2 separate regions of the Homo sapiens genome follow, and region 2 is linked to region 1. Evidence: chromatin loops called from intact Hi-C (ENCODE). Cell type or tissue: tibial artery. All regions are shown on one strand.

The links. Hi-C counts contacts between places; a loop is a spot of excess contacts. Peaks named below come from ENCODE experiments on the same cell type or tissue, not always from the same donor. Only the 100,000 strongest peaks of a DNase experiment are listed, where the experiment ranks them.
Region 2: it touches region 1 in a loop (4-fold over the local background); 16 of 110 quality-filtered maps call a loop at or near these places.

Annotation. Positions count from the first base shown.
Region 1 is chr3:43,099,451-43,101,950 of GRCh38, reverse strand. The region is part of intron 1 of POMGNT2 (protein O-linked mannose N-acetylglucosaminyltransferase 2 (beta 1,4-)); the gene reads left to right. Among named protein-coding and RNA genes, the nearest start is that of POMGNT2, 5.4 kb to the left of the region's middle. In tibial artery, no CTCF peak of the experiment used is centred here; a DNase peak (open chromatin) is centred at 940.
Region 2 is chr3:42,975,969-42,978,468 of GRCh38, reverse strand. No RefSeq gene overlaps it. Among named protein-coding and RNA genes, the nearest start is that of GASK1A, 2.1 kb to the left of the region's middle. In tibial artery, no CTCF peak of the experiment used is centred here; no DNase peak of the experiment used is centred here.

The DNA of each region.
Region 1 (2,500 bases):
TGTGGCCAAGAGACCTGGACTCGTTTCTTGCCACTCCCACACCACAAATGGTGCACTTTGTGTGGGAAGGAATGGGTTGGGGCAACTTGTCTCAAAAGGGAGCTTAGAGTCTGGCGGACTTCTCAGATTGTCCCAGAGCTTAGGCTTATGCATCATCTTAGCAAAAGGTAGGAACAGAATTTATTTAGCCTTTACTGATACTTATGGGGAGGGTTATTCTCAATTGAATTAGTTGTTTAACCTGGGCTAGATAGAAATGCCTTGCTGAGTATCGCAAAATTGTGAAATGTTAGAAGAACCTCAGAGCAGTTCCCCTCAGTATTGTGCACACGCAAGAATCACCTGGAAGCTTTATTAAGACACAAGTTCCTGGGTCCTCATCTCAGAGAGATTCTGGTTCTGCAGGTCTGAAGTGGGGCCCAGGATTCTGCATTTCTCAGATCCCAGGTGATACTGCTACAACAGGTCCACGGATCCACTGAGTCCTGCTTTGGAAGACACCATGGCCAGCCCTATCCCCGCTGTGGAGTAGTCCACATGGGTTGTTTTTGTTTTTTGCTAGACCACTTCCAGGCAGGGGCTCACTGCCCTACAAAGTAGCTGATTCCTCCATGCTCAAACAGCTCTAGTCTTTAGGAAAGTCTTCCTCCAACTGACCATGCTGAGCTCCACCTCCCCATGACTTCTTTTTGCAGTTCTTACTCTAGGTCCCTGAGCAGCTGGCACAGCTGTGCTGGGCAGGACAGAATGGGAATCATATGTGCCCATAGTCCACACTTGTGCCTAGGGCTTGGGTTGCACGTGTCACCATCATGCATGTGTGTCCAGTCAGGTAGAAGGGGTTGCATCCACTCCTCAGGAGCAGCCTCACTCTTGTGCAGCAACTCAGGTATTTGAAGACACCATGGGTGCAGGGGCTTCTTTTCTCCAGTAAAGTGGCCCTACTCCTTCTAGCATCCTACACAGTATAGGGGTTCTCAGTCCTTCCTCATCCTGGCTGCCCCAAGGTGAGTGTCCCAGAAAGACTCACATAGGGTGGGGTTGTATTAATGACTAATTGTACAGACTCTAATTCCTCACGAAAATGCATAACCTGAACCTAATCATGAGAAAACATCAGACATTGAGGAATATACTAGAAAATAGCTGGCCCTGACTCTTAAAAATTGTCAAGATCATAAGTTGAAGATAGACTGAGAAGCTACCCCAGATCGGAAGGGACTAGAGAGCGGTGATAACTGGATACCATGCTTCATCCTGGACTGGATTCTGGACCAGAAAATAGAAACCATATGTTAATAATAATATCATTGTCATTATAGTATCAATATTCATTTCGTTAATTTTTGTGGTGTGAGAGAATGTTTTCATTCTTAGAAAATACATGCTAAAGTATTGAGTGCTAAAGGGGCCTGATTTCTTCAACTTATTTACAAATGATTCAGAAAAGAGAGAGAATTTGTATACAGTTGCCCTCCTCAGGGAGACTTGTTCCGGGATCCCCCACAGATACCAGAATCCAAGGATGCTCAAGTGCCTGTTATAAAATGGTGTCATTATTTGCATATAACCTACACAATCCTCCTGTATACTTTAAGTCATCTCTAAATTCTTTATAATACCTAATACAATGTAAATGCTATGTAAATAGTTGTTATACTATATTGTTTTTAAATTGATACTTTTTTTGTATTTTTAAGTTTTTTTTGAATATTTTTGATCCACAGTTGGTTGAAGTCACATATGCAGAACCTGCAGATATAGAGGGCTGACTGCATATAGAGAGAATGATTAAACAAAGATGTCAAATTAGCAGTTGGTGAATCTGGGTAAGAGTGTAGGAGAGTTCTTTGTCCTATACATGCAACTTTTTTTGTAAATTTAAAATTATTTCCAGATAAAAAGAAGGAGATCGCAGACCCTGTAGCCAGCCTACCTGGGTTAGTCTTATCATTGCTTCCTCTGTAAACTTGGCTTTCTAACCTTTCTGAGCTTTGATTTTTACCATCTATAAAATAAAGATTATCATTGCAAAGTGAAGAATCTGGCACCTAGTGATTGGCCAGTAGATCTTAGCTATGATAATATCATTATTATTAGGAAAGGGAGGAGTTGAGGGTGACATGGTGGTAATGAGACCAAAGGAAAACTCAGCCTAATTCTGTCACCTCCTTCTGCTTGCTGATGTGGGATCTCAGGGTCCCTGGGTATCTGGCAGGGACCTGGCTGCCATAAAGCGTCACCCTGCAGAAGGCTTTGCAAGTAGTCACCTGAGCCCATAGGGCTCTACTGTTGAAACCCAGGTCTCCTGGCAGCTTTATCTCCTGCCTTCCCTGGCACTTCTGTGCCTGCCCCACAGCCTGGGCTCCCCGACCTTTACCTGTCTGGGTATGCAGTGCCCACTGAACTGCACATGGCTTTGGGCCTGGCCATCACTGCCCATGGCTTGGAGGCCTCATGGTTTGCTGGACATTTGTGAGAACTAGACAGTGATGCTTGC
Region 2 (2,500 bases), 120 kb after region 1:
AACTAACAGGAAGCATCATTAGCTAGATGAAGACAGGCATCTTCCCAGCAGTCTCCTGCCCCAGAATGATCTGAGGTTATCACTGATGGCAGTGCTTCTAAAGGGAAGCAAAGATCCAGAGAGTCCCCTTAAATTGTGTATGTGTGTATGGGCAGGAGGAACAGATGAAGGGAAAGTATTCGGTCCTTAACATTCCAGATGCTTTCTGTACATTATTTCATTTAATAACCACAAACGATCCTAAAAGGAAAACTTTTGCAAATTAGGAAAGTCAGGATTAGGGAGGTGAAGTAACTTTCCTGAGACCAGATCGCCAGTAAACAGTTTAGCAAATCCAAGTCTATTTGCCAGAACATGAAACAAAGAGGAAGACTTGATATGGCAGGAACAGGAGGCAGGATGTAGCACTGCAAACTGCAGCTTGTCTGTGCATATGGACTACTGAAAGGACAGAGAGTTTGAGCCCTGGTTGGGAAATGAGGGAAGAGGGTGGAGGACAGTACAAACCATTCAGGGTTTTATTTAGATGTTTAGGGAGACGCTGTGATCTTTTGAGTCTCATTTTCTGACTGTGACCCCACACAAGATATATATTAAACATATATGTATAAATGTAACTAAAAGATTGTTTTATAAAACATTACTTCATGTGATGCACTCTGACATTTTCTATTCTATTCCAATTTTATGTATTTTTAATGATGGTCTCAAATCACTAACTTAGACAGGAAGAGAGTGCCCAGTATTTCCAGGATTACTGGAAGCAGAACTGTTTTTCAAAAGAAGCAGCTCCAATGACTCATGGAACACACTTGGGAAAAGCTGCTGCAGGATCTAGCCCAGCCAAATAAAATGTCACACAAGAACATGGCTAAGCTGTAAAGAATTGTTTGTTGTTATAGCATATCCTGGTCCATCCTAATAACATGAATAAAATTACTTTTAAGAAGAATTACTTGAAAAGAGTCATAAATCAGATTTTTGTCATTTCTCTGCTCAAAACCTACCAGAGGCTTCAAATCTCCTGCAGTGTAACATGCCACATCTTACAGGGGCCTACAAGTCCTTTCACACTTTGGCCCTCATTGGTTCTCTAACATTATCTCTGCACACTCTCTCTCACTGTGCTCCAGGACACACTCACCTTCTTATTGTCCCTTGCATATTACAGGCAAGATCCCACCTCAGGACCTTTGCACTTGTTATCCCTCTCCCTAGAATGCCCCAGATATCCCCATGGTTTGCTCCCTCATCTCCTTCAGGTCTTTGCCCAAGTGTCACCTCTTTAGTGAAGCCTTCTCTGACCACTCTATTTAAGATTGCACACTCCATTCCTCTTCAGTTCCACCTTGTAATTCTTTTTTTTTTTTTTTTTTTTTTTTGAGACGGAGTCTCGCTCTGTCGCCCAGGCCGGACTGCGGACTGCAGTGGCGCAATCTCGGCTCACTGCAAGCTCCGCTTCCCGGGTTCACGCCATTCTCCTGCCTCAGCCTCCCGAGTAGCTGGGACTACAGGCGCCCGCCACCGCGCCCGGCTAATTTTTTGTATTTTTAGTAGAGACGGGGTTTCACCTTGTTAGCCAGGATGGTCTCGATCTCCTGACCTCATGATCCACCTGCCTCGGCCTCCCAAAGTGCTGGGATTACAGGCGTGAGCCACCGCGCCTGGCCGCAACTTCTTGGAAGCTATATTAAAGGGTTTTAAATTTAGATAACCAGTAAATCCCTCCCTTCTAGGAAACAACACTTCATGTTTTGTTACTTTCCAAATTTTTGTTGACTGGTGGTTGGCTGCTCCCAGGTTGTTGGCAGAGCCTCTGGTTACACTGCAGACCTTGCAAGTAGGAAATACTCAACTCACTCCACTGGGACAGGTTGGTGCTAGAGAGGAATATTTTATTATTTTCATGACAGGGTGCTCCAGGTTCATTAGGAGTGAGTCTATCTTTCACCAGTTAGCAGATTTCCAACTTGCTCTAAGGACGTTTTAGGGTTTCTTATAAACTGGTACCCCAGGCAGCGGCCCAACAGGCCCACTCTCTAATAAGATTCCATGTCTAGCTCCATTCCAGACTTACTGAATCAAAATTTCCAAGGCTTGAGTGTCTTTATATTTTTTAAGCATAGCCAGGGCTGAGAACTGCTGAACGACGCAATTCCTCTTCCTTGGCTCCCATATCCAAATGGCCTTTCTAAATGATTCTGGAATCTTTCTCCTCCTCACGGCCAGTTCTTTGGCTCAAACTTTTGTCATCACTTACAGTACTCTCAGAAACTCAACTAGCATCTCAGGCTCTACTTTTGCTCTTTCCAATCCATCCTGCACATTACTGCCAAAACGTAAACATGGGCCTGCCACTGACCTGTTCCACATAACTCTCAGGATTAAGTGCAAATTCCTCAGCAGCATAGCTTTCAGACTCCTTCAAGGTTTGACCTCCGATTACTTCTTCAAGCCTTTTACACACTCATAAACCTCCTTCAGGGCAGTTTCCTCCATC